Regions from separate parts of the Mus musculus genome. Here regions 1, 2, 3, 5 and 6 are each linked to region 4. The links are chromatin loops, found by intact Hi-C in ENCODE. Cell type or tissue: heart. All regions are shown on one strand.

Region 1 (5,000 bases), 170 kb before region 4:
CAGATACAGGTGTATCATGCCAGGGAGCAGAACTGTGGTTGTTGATTTTTACTGATGTAATAGTTACTTTAAGCACCAGCTCAAAGGGCTTGTCTTACTTCAGTTACCTTGAAACTCTCTGAATTGACCATCCTAAGATGAAAATATTTAGAGGAAAATGTGTTACTAGCCATCTGTTTCTGATATAAAATATAAAACTAAACAAAAGGACAAGAAATTGGATAAAGCAGAACATGTATGAGGAAAGCTTGGGAAATGAGACTCTAGAGAATAGGGCCTTGAAAAGCTTCCGCACATTCCTGGGAACCTCAAAGACCCAGTTGTTTTGTTTTTTTTTTTGTTTTTTTTTTTAAAGATTTATTTATTTATTATATGTAAGTACACTGCAGCTGTCTTCAGACATACCAGAAGAGGGCATCAGCTCTCATAACAGATGGTTGTGAGCCACCATGTGGTTGCTGGGATTTGAACTCAGGACCTTTGGAAGAGCAGCCAGTGCTCTTAACCACTGAGCCATCTCTCCAGCCCAAAGACCCAGTTTTTGACAGAGTTGGGCATGCTGAGAAAATACCTGGTTTTCAAGTCTTTTTAAGCCCGTATATTACCTTAATTCATGAAAAAAAAGACAAAATCCAACATCATTTTATGATAAAAATATTAAAAAATGTTAGTTATGTAAGGAATGTCCTGCCTAGATAACATTTATTTTGGACAAAAGTGGAAATAAAATCTCTGATGGTTGTGAAATACCTGAGTGTTGAGAGTGCATCCTAGTACATGCATGCTAATGCACACACACATATAAATATACACATATACAGACATATACATATATGTATACACATACATGCACATACACACAAGACCTGTGCAGTCTTGTGTTTTGTACTTTGTTCATAGATATTTAAGAAATCTTTATCTGACCATTAACTGACCATTATGCTAACCATTGGTCCTCATTGGTCACACATAACAAAGAATACAATGTTACAAAATCATCAGAAAACCCACAATACAGACAACTCCAACAGCAGCAGCAACAAGAGGGAGTGCAGAAAATCAGATTCTACACTTGCCAGAATATTAAAGTTAAGATTTTCCAATTTTCAACAAAAAAAAATATGAAGCATGCAAAAAACATGGACGTGGTGGTACATATTTGTAATCTCAGCAATCAGGAGGCTGTTATTGAGCTCTGAGTTAGCCTGGGGTACAGCCAGACCCTGATCCCAAACAAAACAGCAAAAACCAGCATTCAAAGAAACAGTAGAACAAAAATAGAAAAAGTATTCATGGAAATGTCTACAAAAAATTCTGAACTTTTTTTCTCAATAGACTTCAAAGCATATGATCCTGCGTTCACTACTTCTGTGTAACATGTTATTAGAAATCCTAACACAGGCAGGTGAGCAAGAAAGGAAAAAAATGTGTCTGCTTTTGAAAGGAAGAAGTAAATTGTCTCTTCATAGGTGATGTGATCATATGTCTAGAAAACTGTAAGGAATTCACACAGCTAGACACCTATCCATGCTTATAAATTAGGTTTAAAATGTATGAATAAAAAGTTAGCTTCATTCTAAATAGTTGTGATAACACAGCCCCATTTACAGTGGCAGGAAGTATATGACAGTACATAGGAGTAACTTTAGCTAAAAAGTGTACGACTTGCACACTGATAACTAGAAAAGCAGCTGGAGAGAAAGGCCTGCTGACCTGAGCTCGACCCCAGAACCTAGGAAGGAGCGAGCTGACTTCCAGCAGTCACCTCCTCACTTCCGAACACACGTGATGGCATATGTGTGCCCACACTTACACACTCAAAGTAATCTTTAAAAACTTTGAAAACCCACAAAACATTGTTCAAATGGTTAAAATAGCAAGACCTAAACAAGTGGGAAGGAATCTTCTGTTCATGTATTATACAAATTAAATATCATTGACTTAAATGTCAGTGCTCCCCTAAATCAGTCTACATATTTAATGTAACCCCTGTTAAAATTACAATTCCTGGTTCTAGACATATGATTCAGTGGTTAAAAGTACTGGCTGTTTTTCCAGAGGACCCTGGTTTGGTTCTCAGCACTCACATGGCAGCTCACAATTATCTGATGCCACTTTCTGGGGCTCCAATACCCTCTATTGGTGTCCATGGGGATTGCATGCATGTAGTACTTAAGACATACATGCAGGCAAAACACTCATACATTAAAAAAATAATTAAAATTGTAGTTACCAATTTTGCAGAAATGGGCAAGCTGGTCTTATCATTTGTGTGCTATAGCAAGGGACTCTAAGCAGCCAAAAACAATCCTAGAGCAATATTAGAAGACTCAAGTTTTCCAATTTTAAACTTACTACAAAACTAGATGGCTAAACCATAAGGTTAGACAACTAGCCTGATGGATTCCAACTGGGAATCTGTACATAAGCTCATGTCTGTGGGCTCTCAGTGGATTTTTGATGGAGATGCCAAAGCAGTTCAGTGGAGGAAAAGATGATTTTAGTAAAAGATACTGAAACAATTGGATAATGACATCTACAGGTTGGAAATTGTACCCCGCTCCCTCACGTATGCATATCAATCAACTAAAAATTAACTAGACTATAAACACCTGTAAGAGAACATGGGGTGGGTTAGGGATGTATGTTGGTGGTAGAGCTCTTTCTCTGAAAAAGAGTGTGGGACAAAGAGAAGAGAAGGGGAGAGAGTGGGGCAGGGAGGACAGGAGAGAAAAGATGGGGCAGTCTTATGCCCCCAGATTTTCTGATGGTTAACAGACAAGACAATAAAGACACAAGCAATATGGTAAACCATGTCTCATTACCACAAAAGCCTCTTTGCACTAAAGGACTCTATTAGAGAGGTGATGTGTGACTGTCGGTGGGGAGCCATGAGAGACAGTAGAATTGCTAAATAACTATGGCACTTTTGGGGATGGCAAACATGCTTCATGTACCAGCTACAGTTGCAGGACCTTGAGAATATATTAAACGTTTCTGAATTCTCCAATTGAAAATGTATTACACTGATGGGTATACAAGATGGCTCCTCTGGTAAAGGTACAATTCCCAGAAACCACGTGGTGGAAAGAGGAAGCCAAATCCTACAAGTTGTCCCCTGACCTCTACATGTGTGCTGTGGTGTACACATAGGCACACATAATAAACAAATACAAAATACGTACATGAAAAACATAAAAATTTACACTGATGTGTAAATTTGACCCCAGTTTATGATAAAAGAAAGTCATTAGGTATGTATAGGACTAATTTTTTGTAATAACATCCTTATTCAAGAATATAAGGCAGAATTGCCAAGGAACATATAATGTAATTTGTTGTGGTTTTTGGTGGTACTGGGGGTAGAACCCAGGTCCTTGCACATGCCAGACAAGTGCTCTAGCCTCGAGCTACTTTTTCAGCCCTTTTTTCCCCACTTTCTGAGACAGAATCTTACTGATCTGCCCAGGATTATAGGCCTGTACCCAGAACTGGCTTGTTATGTTAGGAGTTGAGGATGTATCTTAATGATAGGCATTGCCTACCATGTGAGTTCCTGAGTTTTATTCCCAGCACCACAAAACAAAGTAATAAATTATGTTGATATTTAAGATTCTATTTCATCAATTTTATCTATCAAGGTCTTTACAAAAGTGGTGTTTTGTTTTGTTTTGCAGTGCTGGGATCGAACCCAGGGCCTCAAGCGTGCTAGGCAAGTGCTCTACCACTGTGCTATATCCCCAGCCTTACAAAAATATTTCTTTCCTGCTTATTTAAAAGTGTTTATACACATATTTGATGATAGGTGTTGTGACGTAAATCTGTAATCACCAGCACTTAGAAAGCTGAATCAGGAGAACGAGAGTTCAAGGCTAGCCTGGGCTGCATAGTGTAATTCTGTTGCGAACAACAACAAAAATTTGAAATTGTTTTGGGTATGGCAAATAAAAAAGTGTTTAAACCAATAGTGTATCTAATGTTTTATAAAAATCTAATGTAATACATTGGAGAAATGTGTTGATTAATAAAATTATTATATATATCAATTTAAAATGCTATCTGAAAAATGTCTCAGTAGTGCAGTTTACATTTTCATATCTGAAAGGCCTTCTTGACCCTAACTGAGGGAATGGCTAAATTGTTATTATTGTTAATCAGTAATAGACAGTATCTTGTCATAGAGCGCAAAGTACATGGTACTCCTGTATAGTCAAAGCTGTCCACAAACTCAAGGGCCTCCTGCCTCAGGGTTCTGAATATTGGGATTATAGATGTGATGATAGCTACTCCAATCACTAAATTTTGTGCATTCCCTTACATTTTTTGTCAATAATCTCTGATTAATTGGAATGTGTGAACTATATATGTAGCTTTTTAGATTTCCAGTAGCCATATTTAAAAAGTTAAAAAGGAAATTAGTTTGAGTGTTTTATTATTAATAGTCAAAATATAAAATGATGAGGTATTTTAGATTTTTCTCGGTCTTTTAAGTTTGATATGTTCTAGCATGCCATATCAGTTTAGGTTAACCACATTTCAAGTGTTCAGTCACTGCTTATGGCTACTGACTTAAATGCTGGACTGGGCAGGCTTGGACAAGCAGGACGAATACATCATCTTCAAACCAAATGTTCTGGTGATTTATCTGAATGGAAGGGAAACTTTTTGTTTTCTTTCTTAAACAAAGCCAAGAATCAGTTTATTTTATTGGCCAGCTGTTGACTTTAAAGATACAAACAAAAATCTCTGTGTTTTTAGCAGGGTGAAGAGAAGGAAGCTTGGGGTAAACATGGGTGTGTGGTTGAGTGTTGGTGTATGAGAGGGAGGCCTGGAATACAGACTTGTGTGGGTAAGCCTGTGAGAGACCGCAGACAGCACTTGGGTAGAGAAGTGTAGGACTGTTTCTGATCACATACAAAGGGTCTCTACTTAGCCCAGGGAGTCTTCCCAGTCTGCACTCCCATAGATGCTACTGTGAGACGGACATTACAGAGCAGGCA
Region 2 (5,000 bases), 550 kb before region 4:
ATCTTCTGGCAATTAGCATCTTTGGTAACATTACTATATACTTGCTAATGATTTTTTTCTTATTTTTTTCAGCACTAATGTTCAAACCCAACTTCATGCATACTAAACAAACACACTCAGCAAGTCTCACTGAAGGATCTTCAAAAGCAGGCCATGTTTACTTCAATTAGTTACATTAAGTCAGACTGTTTTTAAACCTATGTCAGATTCAGTCTATCATAATCAGGTAGCTGTCTCATCAATTTCTTCAAAAAAGGCACCTACTGTATAAAGAAGATGCTGTGCTTGGATTAATTCAGACTATGCTAAATGATAATACTAAAGTCTGAGTCAAACCAGAATAAGCCTCAGATATAACCACCACAAAATGACAGGAGCTGTATTACTATATTGCAATTCTATAGTAACTGTAGCAGTTACTAATTTTCTCAATGAATACAGGAATTAGCTTCTTTCCTATCTATGCTAACCTATAAATACGTTCTGCAAATGTATACTTAACCTCTGCAATACAGATGTTCTACCTGTATTCTTTTTCCATTAAGAACCTAACCAATCTTTGTATTTTAATTATATCACAAAACTATTTTTAGTGATAACTCTTTTTCAGAGGTAACTCTAGAAGTCAATTAATAAGCACGTTGATCAGTTAGTGGCAGAGACATAACTGTATGTTGGTGGCTAAGAAGTCTCATAATTGCAGCATTTAATACCTACTGTTCTATTTAATGCCTACTGACTCAGAGCAGTGAGCTCTCCAAATGCCACTAGCTAATACAAGTTTGTCAGGATTTAAAGTCAGAGCTAGAGAATCCACTCGATCACTGCACTGGATTCTCATACATAAACAAAGAGATCTGAAATGAAGGTTCTTTAACTCAAAGGAACATAGTGAAGACAAAGTATCGTGATTTGGGGAAAAAAAATCTTTCCCCTCTTTAAACTGACTACTAAAGAATAACTGCTCTTACAAAACATTAGAGATCAGCAATGATCTTCCTTAGGCATGCAGAGGTTTTCAACCCTATCAAGAACTCAAGTATCAAAACTGAAACATACAATGAGCCGATGGGAGAACTGGGGACAAAAGAGAGATCCTGTATCTTTGGGAGAGATCGTGTTTGCATCACGTGCCCAAGGACCAGTCAAGCTGGAATTTTAAAAAAAAAAAAAAAAAAAAATGATGCAGCCCAAAGAGGGCTTTGCACTTGGACCCGACCCACAGCCATCCAGAGTCTCAGCTGTGCTGCTCAGGACCCGTGAGTCCAACATTAAACATCTCCAGCCCGGAACGTCACAGACCCCAGATCTTAACCCCTATCTTCCCACGAGTACCGGGAAACCCTAACATTCAAAGTTCACAATCTCAATAAGGCAGCTCCCTTCCGAACTCGGTGGCGACCGCGCCCTGGGACCCTCTACTCACAGGCTGGAGATGTCGGAGGGCAGCGGGCCCGACAGTGCCCTCCAGCTGGGCGCGGGCAGCTTCCTGCGACTGCAGTCCAGCAGAGGAAGACGGCAGGCGCAGGGCGCCGGGCACAGGCCGGCTCGGGCAGCGGGCAGCAGCCGCAGCGCCTGCGCAAGGATGAGCAACCGTGCGAGGGGTCCCAACCCACAGCCCAGGCGCCGCTGCTCCCAGATGCCGCGGGGCGCGGCCGCCATCTTCCCCTGGCCGGGACCCGCTCGAGAACAGCAGCTAGCTCAGAGAGTCGGCTGAGGAGAGATGCCCGGAGGCTAAACCGCCACCCGGAGCCCGGGCTGTCACTTGTCCCCTCTCAGAGCGGGCGAGAGGAGGAAACGACGCTACCGCAGGGGAGGGGGCGGCGGTCGGGGGCGTAGAGCTGAAACCCTGACAGACACCGCTCGTCCGCCCCGCCCCGCGACGCAACGTACTCACGCTCAGCAGCCAGCCAATCGGAGCCCCGGGATGAGGTTGCGTCGGAAATTGGGTTCTGAGAGAGGCGAGGCCTACGATTGCCCCGCCCCCTAGGAGGCGAGCATTACAGCGGCCCTTTCTCCTTTTCCGAGCTGCTTCTGCAGTTCTGCAGCTATTCCTCCGCTTGTGGGCGCACTAGGGCCTTGAAATAGAATGGAAAAAGCGAAACCCGAAACGCCAAATCCTCACTGCGGTTGATCTGCAGTAGTAGTGAAAAAAGACCTATTCTGTAGGCTCCTGCAGAAGGGAATGGCACAAGGGCTGCATGCCAAGCAGCAGCTGCAAATAAGTGCGCGATCTAAACCTAACTTCGACCACATCAGTCTCCGGAGCCCAACCAGGGCGGCCTCTGCGGCCGAACTCCCTGCCCTGAAAAAATGTGGCAGTTGGTTCTCCCGGAGCATGGCACGCTGTCACTGTGAAAGGACTTCAAGTTCCCATTGGCAGAGGCGCTATTTAGTCAGTACACCTCCGGCTTCTACAGTAGCCTGGAGTTCAATAATTGTCTCTAAAGAAAATTCTTTCCTCGATTTGGGAAAATATTGTTTCATCTTCAGAAGAACAAGTGGGACAAATAGATAAAACGTTGGTTTGAGGATGTGGGTTTTCTGGTTTCTGTTTGAGGTTTTTGAGCAATCAACAAAGTTAAGAAGACTGGAAGGAAATTATCCTGAAGTAAAAAGACTTACTGGGAACAGCGGAATCTAGCTACCTTGTGATCTCTCCGCTGTGTGTTACCTACAAAATGAGTAAAAATGAAAATATCAGTAATGGTTCACTGACATATAGTGTCTATACTTTTCAAAGACTTTGCAAGCCAGGTGTGGACCAGCACGCCTGCAGTCTGAGCACTCCTTGGGAATTTGAGGCAGGAGAACCCAAGTCCCAGTTCAGCCTCATCTGCATAGTATGCTTTGTATGAAAGAAGAGGAGAAACGAAAAACAGGGTGGGTAAGATGCTTCATCAATAATAGCTTTGCCACCAAGTGTATCAACCTAAGTTGAATTCGCAGACCCCACATGGTAGAATGAGACAACTGACTCCTGCAAGTCCCTGTCCTCTGATCACCATATGCACCCTGTGGCACTTACACACACACACACACACACACACACACACACACACACACACACACCATTTCCATCCATGTCATGCCTTTGGGTTAAAATTACTTTTCTGACTGTCCTCGTGTGCTTGTCTACTGCAGAGGACTTTTAGAAAGGTGTCTCCTTCAGCTTCTTCTCCCTTCTTCTCCCAGTAAACATGACCATGAAAACTAACAGCAACTACTATTTATTACCATTGAAGCAAAATGTGAAGCCAGAAAAGTGATAGAGATATTGGACTTCATCAAAAATGTACACTTCGGGGACAGCAGAGATGGCTTAGCTGTTCAGTAAACACACAATGCTCCTGCAGAGGACCAGGGTTCAGTTCCCAGCACACACACACTGGACAGCATGAAGTCCAGCTTCGAGGATTCTAACGCCCTCTTCTGGCCTCCAAGGGCTTTCTGGAAGAGGAACAAGAGCTTAGCCATCTCTCCAGCCCCTGATTTTTTTTTTTCAGTGTGTGTGAGTGTTTTGCTAACATAAGTTATCTGTGTACCACATGTATGTAGTCCCTGAGGAGGCCAGAAGAAGGCAAGGGATCCTCTGAGACTAGAGTCACAGAAGGCTGTAGGTGCCAGAGATGAAACCTGGGTTTCTGCGGGGGACAGCCAGTGCTCTTAACTGCCTAGCCATCTCTCTACCCAGCCCAACTCCAATTATATTTTTACAGCATAGAGGTCTCAGTCTGTAGTCCAAGGTGGCCTTGAACTCAAGAGCATTCAGTCTCAGCCTCCTGAGTGCTTGGGTCACAAGCAAATTTATTTTAAGATTTATTTATGTATTTATTTATTTATTTTATGTATGTGAGTACATTGTTGCTGTCTTCAGACACACCAGAAGAGGGCATCCGATCCCATTACAGATGGTTGTGAGAATAGAATTACAGGCCATTTGTTGTAAGATATCCTCTGAGTGCTGGGAATTGAACCTGGATCTTCTGGAAAAGCACTCAGTGCTCTTAACTAATAAGCCATCCCTCCAACCACTGGGGTGTGTGTGTGTGTGTGTGTGTGTGTGTGTGTGTGTGTGTGTGTGTGATATTTGGTGGTGTGTGTGTATGCCATGATTTTAGCATAGAGGTCAGAGTAGACATCCTTGTCAAGTAAGTCTCTCCCTTCATCTTTTTGTGGATCCTAGGGACTGAACGCAGGTCATCAGCTTAGAACAACAAGCACCTTTATCTCATGAAAAATCTCCCTGGGCCGAGTATTGACTTTTGCATATGATTAAGAAAAGATCCAGGTATCACATGTCTTTGATCCCAGCACGAGGGAGGCAGAGGCGAGCTGATCTTGAGTTCTAGGTCAGCTTGGTCTGTGGAGTGAGTTCCAGGACAGCCAGGGCTGCACAGAGAAACCCTGACTGGAAACCCACACACAAAAAAGTAAAAAGAAAGAAAAGAAAAAGGATTCAAGTTCTTTTTTTTTCTTCCATGTGACAACCCAGAGAGCTGAGCTTCATTCAGTGAAGGTTCTGCCTTTCATTACTACTCTGAAGTTCTATGTCATAAATCAAGCATCTAATTAAACACCTGATATGTATCAAAAACCAGGTGAACTTTCCATGAAGCAGTACTGTATTTTAAATTACAGTAGCCTTCAAATATATCTCGATAGCTGGCCTAGCCAGTTCTTCTACATTTTTCACTCCAACTCTATCTTTGTTGTGCCATAGTGATTGATGTTTTTCTTAGGATTACACTAAACCTCTGAATCATCCCGACAGAACTTAACATCTTTATAGAAATAAGTCTTTCAGTCTGAAAGCATAATATACTTTTCCCTGTTCAGCTGTTTTGTTTCTTTTAAGATTTCTTCTTCTTTTATTTTATTTTATTTTTTATTTATTTATTTATTTATTTATTTATTTTTGTGAGTACACGGTCAATGTCTTCAGACACACCAGAAGAGGGCATCAGATCCCATTACAGATGGTTGTGAGCCACCAAGTG
Region 3 (5,000 bases), 290 kb before region 4:
CTTATTGCTTCCTGAGTACCTGGGATATAGGCATGCACCCCCACACCCAGTTTGCCAAGGACTGACAACACTCCATGTTGCCTCCTCAGGAAAGGACAGGCACCAGTTCTCCTTCGTGTGGCATTTGTCCTGTTCGGTTTGACTCTGTAGTTTGAAATTCTGGGCATCCACCCCTCCCCTTCTTGCTTCCCTATGTGTATGTGATCACTATGTGTTTCCTGCTCTTCTTCCCTCTGGCCCTTGCTCTCACAGTGTTGGGCGATTCCAGAATGAGACTCTCACAGTTAAGAACCCTGTTCTCCTTCCAAGTTCTCATCTGCTCTGGGGTACAATGGGATGTACAATAGTGGAAAGAACTCTATGCTGAGTCACTGAGCAAGGACATGCCACCAGCTTGCTGTGTGACTTCGGGCAAATTACTTAACCTTTCTGAGCTACCCTCTCCCAGGCTGGCAAATCAAAGAGCTGGCTTCTAAACCCTCTTGCAACTATAATTCTGGGTTTAGGGAGCTGTCGTCTCAATGTGCAAGTCAATGTTGTGGAGCTGTCTGGGATCATTAATCAGGATGTCACTCACAGACTCAGTACAACTGCCAGGAGGTTAGCAGAAATCAGTCACATGATTTAGTAGTTGCTGGCTTTCCTAGAGCCCGCATAGCTGAAGAGATGGGGTTCCAGCAAACCTCAGATGATGAGATGTTCTCGTCAAGGAGGGCAGAGGAAGTCAAATGACTGGAGGAACCCCTATGCTCTAAACCCCCCCCCAAAACCAAACCAAAAAACCCTCCATTTATTTCTAGACTGTTCTTTGCATAGCTACAAAACCTACACAGGTTTGGATTCAGCTGGATACAAATTTTGGGGGGGGGTGGAGTTGGAGGTGGGGGTCTGGATCTTTTCTTTGCCAGAGCTTTTTGTGTGGGGCTTCCCTGGAAATCTACAGATACCCACTCAGCTCAGAGTTCACCCACTAAATGCATGGCTAGGTCAGGAGGCAGGGAGGGAGACTTAACAAGGAATTAGCAACTTTAGTGGGGGTCAGAGAAGGTACAGAATCAGGACCCCGAGGCAGCGGGGGGTGGGGGGGAGCTGGAGGAGACTGGCAGCTCTCGGGAGCTTGTGACGCGTCATCTCTGAACTCTCCACTCTAACCCAGTTCGTGTGGACAACACAGGTGGGGCACGGCAGGGGAGCCGACCGTTGGGTGACAGTGTCCAGGACAGAGTGAGCAGAGAGTCTATGGAGCTCCACACCCACCGACAGGACCTACCTTCTGGCCTCCAGGAAAGCAGGCTTTCACTGTCTGGCTCTGCTGAAGCCGTAACCTAAATAATTCACTCACACATCTCTCTCTGAGCATCAGGAGGAAAACAAACCCAGCCCCAGCCCTGCGCTCAGGTTTCCATGGTACAGAGGGTGAGCCAAGAGGCTGGGAGGCCATCCCAGGCCTTCGACGTCCCCTGGGAAGGGTCACAGACCTGACATGGGCAACAATGTGTTCCTTCCCTCCCTAGAGCTAAAGATGGCATTGGCAAGTCTATAATGTTTTTAAAGACAAAAAGAAGCAAAACAACAAAACAAAGAATATGTCACGGAGACTTAACACACCCTCTGGCCTCCACTCCTCAGTACTGAAGGAGACCATGACTGCCATTGACCCTTGGTGACCCTGGCCTGTCACCGTGCTACAAGCAGAGACTGACAGAGGCCTGCCTTTGAAAGATAACGTTACTGTTCATCTCATTTTGCCAAACCCAAAACATGCCCTGAGGTGGGGTGATACCAGAGTCTTAGTCAAATGCATTGGGACACAGGCAAGGAGAAGGGCACCAAGATTCCAGTGTAAACTATGGCTGATTTACCTTCTCAGGGAACCATCATCCAGGCTGGTCTCTAACACTCACTCTAACACTTAAGGCCTTGGTAATAAAAGTAAGCCAGCTTGCTACTCCCAAGCCATCTAGGAGGCCAGCCTGGTTATGAAGTCCTCTGGCCTGCCCCTCTGCCTCCTGGCAGGTACCTATGTAGGGGGCTGGCTGAAGCTCCTGATAGAGAAGCAGAGTGGGTGATGGGATACCTAACTGCTCACACTGCTTCTGCTGCCGCTGGGCTGAGCGACCTCTGGGCTGTCACGGGGCCTGTTTGGCCTTGGGGGACTGAGAAGGAGCTCCACTCTGCTGTGTGTGTGTGTGTGTGTGTATATTCTAGGGTTTGTTTGTTTGTTTGTTTGATGGGAGATCAGTGGCCTCAACCAAAATTCCAGTGGTCAAAGTCCCATCTCCCAAGAATCATGTTGGTGCTATCCAGACAGTGTTTGCGGGGTCTCACTGTCTAGATAAAACTGCCACGGAAGGCCTAGGCTGGAGTCCTAACATCCGTGTTTTTGGAAGGCCAAGCTGTGAGATCCTGGGCAAATCCATCTCATCCTCTGTGACTCGGTTTCCTCGTCCTTTAAAACAGCAACCAAACACCCGAAGTTCAAGGTGGAGGGGTGATTCTGACTGAGGTCCTGTCCATCCATGGACAGCATGGGATGTGCGCCCCGCCCTGCCTCTGCAGAGGTGTGCGGAAGAAGCCCTTCATCTCTACTTTCCAGTGCTGTCCAAAAGAGATCCCACTGGCTTGGCACCAGGGGGCAGTGTTTTCCTCTCACATCTTAGCATCTTGCTGGGGATGCAGGTTTGATGGGAAGGCCAAGATGGGAAGATACTGGTGTGGCCCTCATAACTTTGTGTCCTGGGATCGGGTGGCTGAAGATCTGTGTAAATTCCATCCGCCCCACCCCACCACACCCACTGCAGGTCGCTCAGAAGCCACGGTACCAAACACTTTAAACTGTTGAAATTGCCTGTCATCCACTCCTTAACTTGACAAGATATTCCTTAAGGATAGGTTTGTGTGTTGACTTTGTTCATAGGAGAGCACAGGTCTCTCAAGTGTGTGGCCAAAGATCCAAGCATTTTAGCTGAACAGAGTGCTGCCCAGGGCCCTGGCCGGTCTATGTTACACTTGACATGGGCACATGTCCAGGTAAGTCCTCTTATCTGCTGTCTGGTGACCAGGCCTTTCTTCAGTCCCGAGCTCAGTCAAGGCTGTCCTACCTAAGCCATGACCTCCGAGAGTTACCGTGTGACCTAGAAAGCAAATCGTCAGGTAGGGGAAGGCTTGAGAAAGCAACAGGGAACCGGCCATTGTGGCATGCCAGAGAGCCCCAGCATAGGGGAGTCACCGAGAGGTCACCGCTGCCAGTCTCCTAACACCACCCAAGCTGAGCACCTGTGGCCTGGTGATCCATCCATGCTGGCACCCGTCAGGCAAACCTCACTGCCGTTTGCTTCTGAGTCACTACACGGATTGCAAAGGCAGTGATCTGTCTTTCAGGCCTGTAACAGTATGCCAAATGTCCCTGGCTCTGTGATAGGTCTCACATTGCAAGTCTTAATAAACATTCTCAGAATGGCTGCCCCCCTTTACTGCCTACAGATGGGCTGCCCTGCCTTTTAGTCAGCCAACTGCTCCCTCCCCACATTTTAAGTTTTATGTATATGAGAACTGTGTCTGCATGAACATCTGTCCACCACATGTGTGGTGCCCAAGGAGGCCAGAAGAGGGTATTGGATCCTTTAGGACTGTGTTACAGAGAGTACTAAGCTACTGGAGGTGCTGGAAATTGAACCTGGGTCTTCTGTAAAAGCAAAAAGTGCTCCTAACCACTGAGCTACCTCTCCAGCCCCCAAACCTTTTTCTGCTGAAGTTCCCAGTGTCGTGTGTTCTGTGAAAACCTCCATTTTCCTCAGAACCCCAGAAGTGGTTTTGCTTCTGTTAGTTAACCTGCTTGCTGTGTGTAGTGGGGCTGGTGGCGGGGACACTGCCTTGGCTTGCCTGGAAATGTCACTCACTTGCACAGGTGATGGTGGCAATGACATACAACTAATTAGCCACGGCACTTGTGGAACCGCTAAAGAGTTTGATAAAATTTTAATTACCCCTTGTTTTGTGGGGCAGGCGGCAAGCTGTGACGATAATAATCTTCTTAGGTGCTGTTACTGAGGACAGAGCATCCGACTAGGGGAGGGCAGGCAGGAAGTGGGAGGGGAAGGGGTAGGAGTGGTGTAGGTGACAGGGGACAGTCTGTGGTGAGGTGGCAGGCAGAGAGGATACAGTTTCTGGAACTCAGATAGAAGGATAAATTCATCCCTGGTTGATCTAGGTAATTTTCTCAGTTCTCTACATTTTTTTTCCTTAGGGTTTTTTTTTTCCTGTTTTGTTTTGTTTTTGTTTGTTTGTTTTTGTATTTTTGGATACAGGTATCATGCAACCCAGGCTAACTGAACTCCTGATCTTGTTCCTGAGTGCTAGGATTACAGATGTGTGCCTCTGTGCCCTGCTCCATTTTGTTTTAAAAGGCCTGATATTTTCTAGGGGTAAACCCATGGGAATCGAAGAGGAGAAAGTCAAGGCAGGCATGCCATCACCAGTAGCAGGGCCTGGCCCTCCAGGGTTTGGCCCCTGTGCTATCATGGGTGAGGGAGGAGCAGGAGGGGAGGGTGAGCCACCCGTCTCAATACCTTGGTGGTTTTGACCTTGTGTCCACTGCTGCAGCTCCACCCTGACAGGTCCGGGAGCACCTTACACTCCTCTCCCAGCAGGCAGGGCTCCATCTGACACCACCACTTCTGCAGGACGATGGAGGCTGTGGGGCAGGAGGCAGGTGTGGCTCTAAGGTCTGGGAGCACAGCACCGGTCATAGCTGGTCTGTGAATGAGGTGTAGCTTCCTTCCCACCAACTGCAGGCGCTGATTACCACCTTCCCCCTGGGATCCCCCTACTCTGGGCTGTCCAAGGAGGCAGCACTGTACACAGGCTGTGGACTGGGGTCTATCCCAGGAAACTTCATCACTGCATCACACCAACTCGGGAGGAGGGCATCAAGCTAGGGGCAGCTGTCGTTCGCACAGAGGTACCATCTTCAGTGCCCTCTTTAGGGTATATGAGCTAGT
Region 4 (5,000 bases):
GCAATGATAGAGTAAAGGAGGTTGGACTGGCTAAATACAGAGCACACCCTCACAATTACTGTGTTGCATCACCTCTCACCATGCTCAGTGGGTTAGGACAATAGAGAATGCAGCAACATCTTTTCGGTTTGTGGGGCCGGCGAGATGGCTGGGTAAGGGCACCTGCTGCCAAGCCTGACGATGGGAGCTCTGTTCTTGAAACCCAGGTGGCAGAAGGACAGAGTGAACATCTACAGACTGTCCATTAAGTTCTTTTAAAAATTTTTATGAACGAAGACCAAAGTGTGGACACTTTGCCCCTTCTTAGAAATGGGAACAAAACACCCATTGAAGGAGTTACAGAGACAAAATTTGGAGCTGTGACGAAAGGATGGACCATCTAGTGATTGCCATATGCAGGGATCCATCCCATAATCAGCGCCCAAACGCTGACACCATTGCATACACTAGCAAGATTTTGCTGAAAGGACCCAGTTATAGCTGTCTCTTGTGAGACTATGCCGGGGCCTAGCAAACACAGAAGTGGATGCTCACAGTCAGCTATTGGATGGGTCACACTGCCCCCAATGGAGGAGCTAGAGAAATTACTCAAGGAGCTAAAGGGAACTGCAACCCTATAGGTGGAACAACATTATGAACTAACCAATACCCCGGAGCTCTTGACTCTAGCTGCATATGTATCAAAAGATGGCCTAGTCGGCCATCACTGCAAAGAGAGGCCCATTGGACTTGCAAACGGTATATGCCCCAGTACAGGGGAACCCCAGGGCCAAAACGGGGGAGTGGGTGGGTAGTGGATGGGGGGGGGGTGGGTATGGCGGACTTTTGGAATAGCATTGAAAATGTAAATGAGGAAAATACCTAATAAAAATAAAATAAAATTTAAAAAATTTATGTGTATTCGTGGTTTGTCCACATCTACATATATGTGAGGGCATCAGATCCCCTAGAACTGGAGTTACACAGTTGTGAGCTACCATGTGGTTGCTGGGAATTGAACCTGGGACCTCTGGAAGAGCAGCCACTGCTCTCAACCACTGACCCATCTCTCTAGCCCATTATTTAACTTCTACACTCAGGTCATGGCAATGCAAGCACACACACAAATACATGAATAAGCATAAATAATTTTTTTTTTAAAGATTTATTTATTTATTTATTATATGTAAGTACACTGTAGCTGTCTTCAGACACTCCAGAAGAGGGCATCAGATCTTGTTATGGATGGTTGTGAGCCACCATGTGGTTGCTGGGATTTGAACTCCGGACCTTTGGAAGAGCAGTCGGGTGCTCTTACCCACTGAGCCATCTCACCAGCCCACATAAATAATTTTTTATGGGACTTGGTGAGATGACTCAGCAGCTAAGAACACCGACTTCTCCAAAAGGCCAGGATTCCATTCCTAGCACCCACATTTCAACTCACAGTATCAGTTCTGGGGTTCCATCTCTACCCTCCTCTGGCTTCCCGGTACTCCAGGCATGCACGAAGTGCACGGACATACACGAAGGTAAAATATTCATAGACATAAAAAAAGTAAAATAAAAAAAAATGTAAAGGTGAGTATGGAATGCTTGGAGCTGAGTAGTTTTCTTGCAGTTGTGTGAGTGGTTTGAATTAATTTTAAAATGGGGGAGGGGGAGGGGAAGGGGGAGAGGAGGGGGAGGGGAGGGATAAAGGTTAGATTCCCAGTGCCACATAAAAACAGAACAAGAACAACAAGAGAAAAGCCAATAGCGCCGTGACTCTCGGTAACTCCAGTTTCAGGAACTGGCACCATTATATATGTACATGCAGGCAAAGCACTAATGCACTAATTAATAGCAACAACAACAACAACAATAAACAAACTGTTAAAGGACAACTGCCCAAAGTGTGGGCGGTTACCTGAACCTCAGTTTCCTTACTTTTAAAATGAGATGATCGCCTCTATCTCCAACCCCAGGCTGTGAATATCAGTAAGATGGTGTACATTAAAGTAGCCCATCAATTTCCACGTGGGATTTTGTAAATCACGTGGAGACCTTTCTGAAGATCTTTCTCCCTGTGAGTTTCTGCTCTCCAACTAAACACCGGAGACTATTGTATTCTAGAGTAGTCTTTTAGCTGTGACCCAGGGCACACTGGCTGATGCTGGGTGAGATAGATGAAGAAGCTGGAGGAACCGTGAAGGGTGCTGTGTCCTACCCACTCTCAAAGACCAGACGCCAGAGGCTCTCTAGTCCGGTGCCAAGCCGAAGGCGAAGGCGAAGGGAAGGTGTTTCATTCCTGCTCCCTGCATTTCCTTCGCATCTTTTGTCCCCACGAAGGCCTTTCTGAGCTACTCTTAATCTTTCTTGCTTGGACCTGAGCGGCCGGGGAAACAGGCGCATTCCTAGATTTTTGGGTGTGGCCCTCACTGCTTTCCTGAGCTTATTGCGCCCTCTAGTGTTGATCGGTGAGCCCTGCAATTGTCTACTTTTCAGGCAGTCTCGTGGTGCGTTGATAGCTTTTCCTTTTATGGGTGTAGGCAGAAAGCCCATCAGGTAGGGGATTCCAAAGACTGGCAGGCAGCTCAAAGAGCCAACTCCAGGAACAGATTGGTTTTTAGCGGAACGTGGCCAGTGTGATTATGACGGAGCCACACGGACTTTCCTTATCCTGGATTGCAGTGAAGGTAGTTCTCAGAGAAGGAAGGAAAAAAACCTATTGAGTATTTACTATGAGACACTGAGCCAGACACTTTGCATATACACCGTGTAATCTTCACATGTATAATTCTCATAACCACCTGACAGGTATATATTACTACTTCTAGCTTTTCAAGAGAAGAAGCAAGTTCAGAGAGGCCAGCCAGCTGGCTCAAGGTAACGTGATACCCACATCGTACCAGTTACTAAGTGTCGACTTCACACCAGGTACAATGCGTTGGTTATCACCACAAGAAAGCTTTAAGGTCCATTTTGCTGATTAGGTAACAGATTTCAATCCTTTAAAAAAAAAATAGTTAAGTAGCTTGCCTGGAGTCATGGAGCAGGGTCTCCCAATCTTTTACTACAGAGCTGGTGGGTGACATAAGTGTGTCCCTAGCCTAGGCCAATGTGACTAGGAAGACTTTTGCATCACTAAAGTCCGTTCTGAGGACCAACTAATTAGGGTCATCTGTTTTCCATGATGGTAGTGAGAAAGTCAGACAGAAGTCTACAGAACCCGAGAAGTCACACAATACTGCTGTCAGGAAAAGCATCCATAGGGCTCTGATTCCCATCTCCCTTGATTTATTCTGTCTGAAACCCACATGTTCCCCCAAGGCTGATGTGCCAGTCAGGGCTGCAGAATACAAACCTCACAGGACCTGAAAGAATTGTTAGAGGGGAAATTCCTGGAAATCGATAAATGACAGGATTCTGAAACCATCCAGTGAGGTTCCCAAGAATCCAAATTATTTTTAACTCACCCTCTCACCCTCCAAACATTCATTCGTCACCGGACTCTTGAGTAATGCTTTGTGTCTCAGAGTGAGTCACATTTTCCTCTCTTCACCGTCGTCTTCAAAATCGTTAAACAACTATTATCATCACACACTCTGAGCGAGGAACTGGTAAACTGTCATTGGTTTCTTTATCCTGTTTTTTTTGACAGAGTTTCACTACAGCCTTGGCTGACCAAGAACTTGCTCTGTAGACCAGGCTAGCCTCAAACTCACAGAGAACAGCCCGCCTCTGTCTCCTGAGTGCTGAGATTAAAGGCTTGCACCGCTCCCGTTTCTTATTTCTAAATGTAATTTTCATACATTTAGATAGGTGGGAGATGGTATTAGTTGACTATGATTTTGTTTTGTTTTTTGAGAAAGAGGCTTTCTACACAGCCTTGACTGTACTGGAACTCATTATGTAGACCAGACCTGCCTCTTCCTCCTGGGTGCTTGGATTAAAGCTGGCTGACTACACACACACACACACACACACACACACACACACACACACACCAATCCCTCCTGCATTTTGTGAGTGTGTAGGAGAAAGGATAACCTCTGGCGACATCCTCTGGTACACTGTTTGCTTCCTTTGGGACTGGTCTTTTGCTGATGTGGAACTAATCGGTTAGGCTAGACTGGCTGGGTGGTGGGTCCCGGGGAGCCTTTGCTCTGTCTCCTCAGCAGAGGAGTTATAAGCCACCACGCTGGACGCAGGTCCTCATGCTGGCCAGGCAGGCACTTTATAAAGCCGCTGTCTTCTCAGCTCACTCTTGCCTTTCTGCCTCTACCTTTCTTCCTCCTCCCAAGCCTAGGCTAATCCTTTCTGTCCCTGCTGGGCTCTGGCCTTGCCAAGGGGTTAAAGATGGTCCAAAGGCTGGTCTTCCTCTCCTTTCCTCTTTATTTCCCTCTTCTCCCACACACAGCCTGACATTAAGCAGAAAATAATTTCCACTCTAGGGCCGGAGACAGAGCTTCTGTTGGACCAGGCTGCTCCATGGTTTTGATTTGATGAAGGCCAATTAGGCATTTCCTCTGGTCTGTTATTTCAGCTGAAGCACCACACAGTTGGCTGAATGGGTCCTTGTTGCTCGCAAAAGGGGGACATATTTATAGGGAAAGTAATGGTCCTGTTATGGTTGTCGGCGGTACCGTCATTTCTAGGCAATTTCCTGGTAAGTGCCCTTTGGAGCAAGCACATGCTGGAAGCATCTACGCCCTTAGTTCCTGCTTCACTGCTCCTGTTGGGTCCTATGGGGCCCCCATCTGTCCTGAACAAAGTGACCAGGATTTCTGTTTCTTTGGAAGGAGTTTGAATATTACATGCCCCCCTTTCTGTTGGCCATGTTGCACTCTGTTTTTCTTCTTTTCACTCTTGAAGTGAATATTTCATGCCTATTCCCATTACAGCAGTAACCACCCCCATCTCATTTTGGGACCTGGAATACCCAGGACTTGAGTTAGACTTGTGTAACTCGCTGACCCCAAGAAGTTCTGTTTTCCTGCAGTTATGCGTTCCAAATAAAATAACTCAAGCCACTATCT
Region 5 (5,000 bases), 67 kb before region 4:
GGTCCCATTTGTCAATTGCTGATCTTAGAGCATAAGCCATTGGTGTTCTGTTCAGGAAATTTTCTCCTGGGCCCACGTGTTTGAGGCTCTTCCCCACTTTCTCCTCTAAGTTTCACTGTAGCTGGTTTTATGTGGAGGTCCTTGATCCACTTGGACTTGAGTCCAACCTATCTCTTACTAAAATATTAAATATTAATTATCAATCATTTTGTTTGCTCTACAGAGCTCTCTAATCTCAATGTGGTCTTACTCATTGACTGTTGGCATTACTTCCAAAATGACTGACTGGGTCCTATTCAGAGAGCCAGCACCCATGCCTATAACTTTAGGAGTTTTCTTTACTTTTCCCTTAGTGTCCAAGTTTCAGGTCTCATGTGAAGGGCTTTGACCCATTCAGAATTGTTTTATTGGGCAAAGTAATCGGTAAGGATGATCTTTGACTGTTCTACATACAAATATCCATTTTCCTCAGCACCACCTGTTAAAGACACTCTCTCTTTTTAGTGTGTGTATTTGTCAAAAATCAGATGGTCATAGATGGGTGGCCATAACATCTGGGCTTTCATTGATTTCATTGATCCATGTGTCTGTTTTTATGCCAGCATCGTGCTGTTTTTATCACAATGGCTTGAATTACAACTCGACAGAAGATGATATCTAGCATCATTTTTCATATACAGTATGTTTATATACAATATGTATGGTGTGGGCACATGTGCATGTGTAGCGTGGTGCACACATTGAAGAAGCTCAGAGTTGGTTTTCTCCTTCCAACATGTAGATTCTGGGGCCTGAACTCAGGTTGTTTGGCTTGGTAGCAAACACCCTTACCCATTGATCAACCTCACTGTTCTTGAGACAGACTGACAAAAACAAAACAACAAAAATCAAAACAACAAAAATGTATGATAAATAAATACATATCCCCCCATAACGATTAATTCCTGATTTAATTTAACTTTAGGTCAATTCCAAAACTGCATGTGACTGTCACTCCAAGGCAAGCCGCCACGGAGCACAGTGTAATGTTGGAAAAAGAGCAAAAAGGTTTTGCATTTTATAATGTTGCGCTGACCACTTGGCTTGGGTGCTTAAGGGTTTGGAAGGAGCTGTGCTAGGTAGAGATGGACCTTGAAGCTTAATTTGGCTTTACCACAAGGGGGCTTGTATTCTGGTTATCTCCTCAGTTCCAGCTCTCAGTGGCCCAGGAGTCTAAACTCTTTTCCTGGGCAGAGTCTCCAGGTCCATGCCACCACCACCCAAGGCTGCACACACTTACTAGGCTCTTGGTGAGGTGTTGAAATATTGCTCGGCTTTGGTGCTGGATCTGCACCAGCACTTTGCCTGGCTCTGCTATTCTTCGGACCCTTTACTCCTTGTTCACATCTCCTTCAGAGCCAGGACAAGTGTCATTTCCTCTGCCAGACCTTTGTAACTCACTGGCCGAATACCTGCAGCCACAGCTCACCCCCCCTTTTTTTGTATTTGTTTTGCTGTTGTTGTTTGTTTTGTTTTGTTTTTGAGACATGGTCTCTCAGTGTAACCCTGGCTGTTCTGAAATTCACTCTGTAGACTAGATTGGCCTCAAACTCACAGAGATCTGCCTGCCTCTGCCTTTCAAGTGGTAGGATTAAAGGCTCTGTTTTGCTTTTTGAGAAAGGGTCTCAGTAGCCTTAAGTGACCTGGAACTTGCTTTGTAGACCGGGTGTGGGCTATCATGCCTACAGTCTAAATAGTGCCATGTTTTGCATTTGTCTCACACACTACCATCAAAAGCCCCAAAGGGCAGAAAGTTATTTATTCTTCCAAGTGCCTGTGGCAGTGCCTGACACCTAGTAGTGACTATGGCATGGACATCTTCACGGATGGATTCTTTGTGTTCCTGCCAGAGTGCTGTCTCCCGGCTATTTGCTTGGCTCATGAAACTGGGCGTGGTGTTTCATGCTTGCAGTCCCAGCTGGATCATTGAAAGTTCCAGGCCAGTTTGTGCTAGAGAGTGAGAGCTTGTTTCAAAACACAAACGAAACAAACTAGGCATGGTGGCACATGCCTGTAACCCCAGTTTGTAATCCCACATTTGGGAGGTTGCAGCAGGAGGATTGCTATGAGTTTGAGTCCAGCTTGAACTACAGAATGAGACCTAGTCTTTCAAACAAACAAACAAACAATAAAACAAAGAGTTGGGGATTTAGCTCAGTGGTAGAGCCTTGGTAATGGTTCAGCCCTTCGCACCAGAAAGCAAAATAAAACAAAACCCTACTTCATTAAGAGTTCTGTATTTGGGATGTCAACACAACATTTCTGAGGTATCATGCAGTGTATGGATAAATAATAAATACTCATACTCAACCTGACCCTTCTAGCAGTAAGAGAACATCTAAGGTGTTGGTCACTCACTATCCAAGACTTGGTGAGGGCTCATTTGGGCTAGGAGTTAGTTTCCTTTTTAAACGTGCTCTAAGAGACCCAAGGCTCATAGAGTAGTCAGGTCTGTAATCCCAATCACTTGAAAGGCTGAGGCAGAAGGATCAGAATTCAAGGCCAGCATGTACAACTGAGTGAGATCCTGTCTCACTGGTCCAGTGATTACACTTACCCGGTGAGTGTGAGATTCTAAGTTTAATCCCCAGCACTGAAAAACAAAAACCAAAATCCAAAAAACCCAAACATAGCAATCCTGTGAAGTGGTTCTATCATTCTCTCCCCTTTTATCATCATCATCGTCTTTTTATTTTATTTTTTAAGGAACCTAGCAGGAGGCTGGTCTCCAAGGAAGTTGGACCCAGGGGTGTGAGCATGCAGCATTGCCTGCGGGCGGCTGATGCAACGCCCCCTCTTGGCCGTAGAACGCGTCGCTCTAGGTCGCTGAGGTTGCTGCGCAGCAGCACCTCGTCCCATAGAGGTTGTCCACGTCCGAACACCAGGGGGCGCGAGCAACCTAGCTTTCGGGACTAGGGCGAGGCTGCCAGCCTGAAGAAGCCTGCTTGGCATTTGTGCCCAAGGGTGGCGTCAGAACCAGCGTCTTTTAATCCAGACATGCAAGTTAATCTTCCCTACCCTGCAACTCCGATGGTCAAGGGCAGATAACCTAGCTGCTGTATGCTAGGCAGAGAACCCCACGGGAAGAAGGCAAGCTACCATTACATGCCGATAGACTAGCCCAGGTTGTCATTTAGCAGGGTTCCATACAGAATGACATTATTGTTCTTAATGTCTCTTTGGTCCAAATTCCTTTTGCTTCCCCTTGCTGTATACAGTGCAGCTATACCCCATCTATGCAAACCAAGACCTCTTTCCCTTCTGTCTGCGTGTATTATTTGTCTTAAGTCTCTAAGCTCTCTGATCCTGCTCTCCTCTTAGGCTCTTGGACAGCCCCCACCCCAACTTATCTGAGACACCTACTATGTCTTAAGACATGCATTATTGTGAGATGTCACTTATGTGAGACTCATCTCCCTATCAATGTGTAAACTACAGCACTTAATAACTATATGCTCAATAAATTAAGAGGCAGATACAAAGTGGTGTGTGTGCGTGTGTGTGTGTGTGTGTGTGTGTGCGTGTGTGCGCGCGCGCGCGTGCATCCATATTTCTAGATCCAGCTCAGGGTTACATAAGAGCCACCAGCAACAAACAACTGGTTTTCATCTGTATTTATTTCCTTTTAATACAGTATCTTGCTATGTAACCCAGGCTGTCCTTCAACTTGGGATCATAGACTTTTATGCTGGCACACCAACAAGTCTCTATTGGATATGCAAATGAGGACCCACTAATGTATCATTCCTATTTTGTTCTGTGTCCTATATGTCTACAGCCAGCTGGGATTACCCAACTCCCAGAAAGGAAGAGTGAGGAATGTGGACTGATGTGGGTGCTGGGGAGTTGTTGGTGGGGGCTGGGAGGCATGAGGAGGCCCGGGGCAGGGAGCAGAGCTTTCCCATGGTGAGAATAAGGCCCACATAGAGAATGAGGGAGGGAGAGTTGCCAAGATCTGAGTTATAGCAGAAGGAAGCTGAGCCCTGAATGGGAGCCTTGTGTGTGGCCCTGTGCTGCTGACTCACCAGGCTGAGGAGAGCGAAAACATGCTAGGGATGAAGAAGGGGCCTGTTTATGCCCTGCCACCACCTCCAAACCGCCCTGCCACCCCAGATTGCTTTGGTCAGGGGCTTCCTGAGGACACCAGCTGCCCCGAGGTACAAAGAGTCCTGGAAGGCTGTGATTTAGGTGGGACAGGCAGGGGAGAGGAGATGGAACACACAGCAGGGAGCGATAAGAGATGGGGAGTTTTGAGAATGCAAAAGGCGGGGGTTTAAGGGACAGCGTAGCATCTGAGTTCTGATGGAGAGAGGGGCCAGGAGGCATCCTGGTGGCCCTTCCTCACAGGCAGGTGTGGCAAGTCAGAGTCTGAGCAGGGAGGGGACAGATGCTTACAGCTTCTGTGTCTGCCTGGCTCTACCTGAGGAGCAAGCTTGCCTGTGAGTACTTCCCAGGGCTGAGGCCAGACGGAGGGGCCCAGCCTGGGAGCAAAAGCCCTCCCATGCTTCTCATTCCTCCCCTCACCTGGCTGTCAAACCTGTTCAGAGACAGGACAGGATTTTTGTGTGGCAATCAGGCTGGTGGGCAGCCTGAGGCTTAGGCAGCCCGGGCAAGCAAGATCAAAGCCAAGCTTTGTGGGGAAGCAGGGGAGAGGACAGGGAAGGCCTTAAGGGAGTAGCCAGGACCAGGCTGACTGCTGGTCCCAGGTCAGCTCAGGAGAAGCCTAGGCAGAAGTGGTGGGCGGGGACTACAGTTTATTGTGTGGGCTCTGCCATGGCCTGAACTTGGATAGTCACTTGACCTTTCTAGGACTTGTTCTCATTTTTAATACAGGAGACCGACCCAGAGGTTTCCGAAGTGTCTCTCATTTGATTCCATGTGAGTAGACAAATTGTCCTTTCCTCAAGACCCAGGTTTTTTGTTTTTGTTTCTCCCTGTGTCAGCTGAAGAACTCAAAATAA
Region 6 (5,000 bases), 200 kb before region 4:
ACACCCCAAAACTTTTTTTTTTTGAGAAAGTATTTCATTCATGTAGCCAAGGATGGGCATGAATTCCTAATCCTCTTTGCCTTTATCTCCCAAGAGCTGAAATTATTATAGACAGGTATCACCAGGACCAGCCTTTTCCCCTAGCTTTTTAATCTGTTAAAATCAATCTAAAGATTAGAAGGGAAAGCAGGCAAAGTAGGAAAGAAGCTCAAAAATCAAGAAGTCTTACAAAGTCCTTTCTTTTCCTTCTTTTTGAGACAAGGTTTCTCTGTATAGCCCTGGCTGTCCTGGAACTCAATTTGTAGACCAGGCTGGCCTCAGACTCACAGAAATCCACCTGCTTTTGCCTCCCAAGTGCTGGAATTAAAGATGTTGTACCAGCACCACCACCGCCCAGCAACCCTTTCTTTCTACTCATAGATTTAAAGAGATATGAATGTGCCTGTCAGCTCTGAGGAAAGGAATCTAATAAAACTACAGGAATCTCAAGTTACTAGGGTCTCTCTATGTAGTCCTGGAACTCACTATGTTGACAAGGCTAGCCTTGAACTCAAGAGATCTACCTGCTTCTGCCTCCTGAGTGTTTAGATTAAAGGCATACACCACCATGCCTGGCTCAAATCATAAGGATTTTTACTGTATCATTATACCACATTATCTACACCAATAAAGATAATGTAGTCAATTAAAAACAACAAAGAAAAAAACCTCTATTAAACCCAGAATCGTGGGAGACGGAGGCAGGAGGACAAATTGGAGATCAGTCCAGTCTACAGAGCAGGTTCCAGACCAGCTAGAACTACATAGCAAGAATTTGTCCCAAAAATACAAAACAAAAACTAAAAGCTCTTTACTAAAGTAGGAATAGAATTTATTACAAGTTCCGGGGTAGATTTACTAGTTATGACTGGCTTGTTCTACTATTACTAAAACTAAGCAATAAAGTTAAGTGTGATGGTATGCACCGATAACTGCAGTATTTGAGAGACAGAGACAAGCAGATTAGGGGTTGGGGTCACTCTTGGCTGTATAATGAGATGTTTATATGAGCCAAACCCGACCCAGTCTTAAGAAAAGGAATAAAAACATTCACTCTAGCCGGGCGTGGTGACGCATGCCTTTAATCCCAGGACTTGGGAGGCAGAGGCAGGCGGATTTCTGAGTTCGAGGCCAGCCTGGTCTACAGAGTGAGTTCCAGGACAGTCAGGACTATACAGAGAAACCCTGTCTCGAAAACAAACAAACAAACAAACAAAAACAAAAAAAGAAAGAAAAAAGAGAATCAACACTAAAGTGTTATTTGGTGGCTTTTTAGTTTTTGTCCTACTAATGCTTAAGTTCAAACACAGGATGTTGCACATGCTAAGACTCTACTAACAAACTGCCACCCTGGATCCTGGTAAGTGGTTTATAAAGGTGGTAAGCACCCTTTTCAGCATTTAAAGACAGTGGCTCATTCATACACAGGTGTATGTTAAATTATTCTTTTTGAAGAAGTGATTAAAAATAGTCTGTTCCCCTGTCAACAATCTCCAATTTCTTTTTCGAAGAACCCAGGCAGATTTTATAGAACATTGGAGAGCACATACTTTGTAACAGTCACTGCAGGAAACAAAAGACATATTCTTGTCCCTAAGTTAGCTAATGAGACCATTCTAACTTGTAGCAGCCCTAAGAGTCTGTGTTTATGGAAGAACTAAGTACTTTCCTTTTTGGACAGTTTAGCAAATGTACGTTGTCAGAAAAAGTTATACTATCAAATTTGGAATACACCCTGGTATTTAAAACACTTTTAAAGATCTATGTACACAAACGACACTCTTGACATACCCAGCTATAAAGCACCATAGTAGGTCATCAAAAAAGGTTGGGTGTTTCATCCAAACCGAATGTGTTAAATGTGAGGTTTATTTACGACCCATTTAACCTTTCTGGAGTTGAAAAAAAAGTCGTCTGGCTATTTCTCACTGCTTAACAGGAAGTTAAAAAAACAAAACAAAACAAAAGACTTTGAAAAAAATTATAGTTAAGATTAAGACAGAAGGGACGGAGTCACCTTGGGGCTAAACGTTCACACAAGAGAGCATAGGCAGGAATAAAGGTGCTGGTCAAATTCTTAAGCAAATCCCTTGAGGTTTACTGATTTATTTTTATCCAATTAGTTTAATCGTCAGTAGTAGAGAAAAGATGAGAGAGGGTGTGTATTTCGGTGGACAGACACCACCAGAGGACCTCTCCCTCCCTGACAAGGAGTCCTGACAGCAAAATCACTTCCTGAGGAAGGAGGAGCAAAAGGGAAGTTAAGGAGGCCACTCTGATCAGGAAGTGACTCGTTCTAAACTAACCCCAATCATACCTATAAATGGGGGGATGGGGTGAGCCCCAACTGCCAAAAGCGGTAAAATAACTGCTGCCTGACACGTCCCGACATCACCTTCACCTCCTCTCTTATAATTACAGAAAAGAGTCTAGAGTTAAAAGTCAATCAGGCAAAGTGTCTCCTCTTGAAAGAAGGTTGTGCTCTGTCCAGGATGAAAAGAGTTGAGGACTGGGGGACTGGGGCCACCGTGAGGCAGACGAAAGCTCCTTTAAGGAAGGAAGCGTCCCGGGGCCAGAGGGACTATGCCAGCACCGGGAAACAACCTTCTTCTTCCTGGGGGCACCGCCAGGTTTCTCACTGCTGCCGGCTCGGACCCCTGGGCCCCGTCGAGGAAGGAAGTAAAAGAGAGAGGCGGACCCCTTACCTTCTCTTCATCCGACACCCGATCCTCAAAGTCGGCCATCTTGGCTGCTCTGGCCCAGCCCGGCGGGCCGGCGCGAGGCAGGCCGGGAAGGAAGCTGAGTGGCGGAATCACCGAGGGGCCGTCGGAAGGAGCCGCCCGGAAGCTCAGGCCAAGAGGGCGCCATGTCAGTTCCGCGCGGGTGTGACAGCCTGGAGTCGGCGCTCTAGGAAGTCGGCTTGCCCCTCGGGGCTTTGCAGCCTTAACATCTTTCTCCCTGAGTTCCGGTCACTTTCCCATTCGTCCTGGAGTGCTTGGTGGCGGGCCTCGACTCTTGCGTGGCGTCTGGGCTCCCTCTGGTCATGGAGCAGTTGCTACACCTCTAAGTTTTTCTGATCCGGTTGGTCTCCTGGGCCGCCGAGTCCAGGGCACTAAGAGCTGCTCGGCTCTTTGAGACATCAGTACTTTTCCGACCCCGGCACAGGGCGACAGGTTACCCTCAACCACGTATGGAAGAAAAACCACTTCCCTCCGGCGCCACACTGAGTCCGTTTCCAGAAGAATAAGCGCCACCATCAGATGCTTCCCCGCCCTCCTAGAGGACTAGGTAGCCCCTCAGTCGGCCACCGCGCTCCGCCACCTTCCAGATCTCCAGCCAGTTCCCCAGGACTCAGCCTAGACAGAGGCCAGCTTCAAGTCCGCCACTATCCCAGGATTCCCGACTCCGGGTTTCCGGCCCTTCTCCCCTCCCAGGTCCCGGCGCCTGCCGGAGCCGCAAGATGGCGGACGGAGACTACTTCGCGGAAGCCGCGCGGGCCGTGGGGTGTCCCCATGCACCTGTTCCTGGCTTGGGCCTGGGCCCGCCGCTGGGCTGGAAAGAGCGGCTGAAGGCCGGGTTGGCGAACTCTGGGTCCACGCTGTGGTTCCTGGCGGGGCTGGGGCTGCTTTACGCTCTGAGGGTCCCGCTGAGGCTGTGTGACAACGTGACAGCGGGTGAGAGGCCCAAACCTCCCGGACAGTCGGGGACAAGTGCCAAAGATCAGAGATTCTCGGGGAGACATGGAGGGCTTTGCAGAAGGAAATTGGTGTTGCATGCTCCAGTGGGTTTATTTTTGTCGCTTGGGCCACCTCCACCCGGCAGCTGATTGTTAGAACCGTGCTGCAGTTTCCCGGCCCCTCCCTAGATCGCTGAAGGTTCGCCCTCTCTATTCTGTCTACGCTACCACAGGAAAAGCTACCTGACACGCTGCAAGCTCCAGGTAGTAGGACAGAAGAGAGCATTCCCAGATGTGTACACACAGTTTATAGACATTCCTATCGTTTGCAGGGCCCCTTGAAAAGTCGTACCTCAGAGTTTCCCAGCTGCCTAACTTAAAAGAACTCACACCCAGAAAAGCAAGATAAGCACATCTGTCATACACGATAGAAAATGCTATGATTTTAGTGGACCATACTTTTATTGTAAGACAGTTCGGTTAAGAGACGTTTTTCGTAATATTTTTATTGTGAGTAATAAGATAGTCTAGGAAAGGGAGAGGAGAGAGAAGTGCAGACAACGGTGGGTTTGTTTAATATTTTCCTTCGGCAGTTGTACAATGTTTGTCATGTAGCCTGGGCCAAAGATAAAAACTTGTAAGCAGTGTTGACCTGTGCGGATTCTGCAAATACTATTCCCTGGCCGTAGGTAGGATGAAAAGATGGACTCCTGGATCTTTTGTGGCGTTATTGCAGTATTTTTTGCTGCAGCCTCAGAAGAAGATGGAAATATTTCCTTCTTTTTGGTTTTTCGAGACAGGGTTTCTCTGTGTAGCCCTGGCTGTCCTGGAACTCTGTAGACCAGGCTGGCCTCGAACTCAGAAATCCGCCTGCGTCTGCCTCCCAAGTGCTGGGATTAAAGGCTGTGTGCCACCACTGCCTGGTGAAATATTTCTGTTAGATGGTGACACTGTTAATTTTTCTGTCCTTTGAGAAGGCAGTGGTCTCCCTTTTCTGTCTCATGAGATGACATGAAAGACCATAGGATAATGTTCTAAAATGCTTTTTGTATTTTAGAGTATTGGTACCACATACTGTCTAATTTGTCTGTAATAGGTTGGTGAAGTGTTTAATGGTAATTTGTGTGCTCATTAAAGTGCTATTCATCGAGTTTGTCATTTATTTTTCTACTTCTTCTTGTTGCTTTGAGGCCAGGATGTTGCCAAGACATCCTGATCCCTTGAGCCACTTCTTAAGTGGTGGATTTAGAGGCATATACTAGCTAGCCTGGCTTTAAACCAGGAA

The links. A loop is a pair of places that touch in the nucleus more often than their neighbours do. Peaks named below come from ENCODE experiments on the same cell type or tissue, not always from the same donor. Only the 100,000 strongest peaks of a DNase experiment are listed, where the experiment ranks them.
Region 1: it touches region 4 in a loop (4-fold over the local background); 3 of 42 quality-filtered maps call a loop at or near these places.
Region 2: a loop joins it to region 4, with 3 times the contacts of the local background. A loop is called at or near these places in 2 of 42 quality-filtered maps.
Region 3: it touches region 4 in a loop (4-fold over the local background); 31 of 42 quality-filtered maps call a loop at or near these places.
Region 5: it touches region 4 in a loop (8-fold over the local background); 33 of 42 quality-filtered maps call a loop at or near these places.
Region 6: a loop joins it to region 4, with 4 times the contacts of the local background. A loop is called at or near these places in 15 of 42 quality-filtered maps.

Annotation. Positions count from the first base shown.
Region 1 is chr3:104,883,929-104,888,928 of GRCm38, forward strand. The region is part of intron 6 of St7l (suppression of tumorigenicity 7-like); the gene reads left to right. Among named protein-coding and RNA genes, the nearest start is that of St7l, 22 kb to the left of the region's middle. In heart, a CTCF peak has its summit at 2,145; no DNase peak of the experiment used is centred here.
Region 2 is chr3:104,510,030-104,515,029 of GRCm38, forward strand. Lrig2 (leucine-rich repeats and immunoglobulin-like domains 2) reads right to left here and starts at 1,889. Exons shown (of 18, transcript NM_001025067.2): 1 at 1,427-1,889. The coding sequence starts at 1,662. In heart, CTCF peaks have their summits at 2,057 and 3,840 (motif pointing right); a DNase peak (open chromatin) is centred at 2,012; H3K4me3 peaks cover 2,666 bases; H3K27ac peaks cover 1,956 bases.
Region 3 is chr3:104,767,612-104,772,611 of GRCm38, forward strand. It overlaps Tafa3 (TAFA chemokine like family member 3), which reads right to left. Exons shown (of 7, transcript NM_183224.3): 6 at 4,569-4,693; 7 at 1-3,134. The coding sequence ends at 3,123. Among named protein-coding and RNA genes, the nearest start is that of Tafa3, 7.4 kb to the right of the region's middle. In heart, a CTCF peak has its summit at 2,636 (motif pointing right); no DNase peak of the experiment used is centred here; H3K27ac peaks cover 228 bases; H3K27me3 peaks cover 317 bases.
Region 4 is chr3:105,056,640-105,061,639 of GRCm38, forward strand. No RefSeq gene overlaps it. Among named protein-coding and RNA genes, the nearest start is that of Cttnbp2nl, 6.2 kb to the left of the region's middle. In heart, CTCF peaks have their summits at 567 and 2,425 (motif pointing left); DNase peaks (open chromatin) are centred at 2,452 and 4,562; H3K4me3 peaks cover 737 bases; H3K27ac peaks cover 2,051 bases.
Region 5 is chr3:104,990,005-104,995,004 of GRCm38, forward strand. No RefSeq gene overlaps it. Among named protein-coding and RNA genes, the nearest start is that of Gm46819, 11 kb to the left of the region's middle. In heart, no CTCF peak of the experiment used is centred here; DNase peaks (open chromatin) are centred at 1,837, 2,937, 4,077 and 4,697; H3K27ac peaks cover 1,407 bases.
Region 6 is chr3:104,861,596-104,866,595 of GRCm38, forward strand. Capza1 (capping protein (actin filament) muscle Z-line, alpha 1) reads right to left here and starts at 2,910. Exons shown (of 10, transcript NM_009797.3): 1 at 2,745-2,910. The coding sequence starts at 2,783. It overlaps St7l (suppression of tumorigenicity 7-like), which reads left to right and starts at 2,911. Exons shown (of 14, transcript NM_153091.3): 1 at 2,911-3,713. The coding sequence starts at 3,500. In heart, a CTCF peak has its summit at 2,877; DNase peaks (open chromatin) are centred at 2,336, 2,856 and 3,456; H3K4me3 peaks cover 3,675 bases; H3K27ac peaks cover 2,696 bases.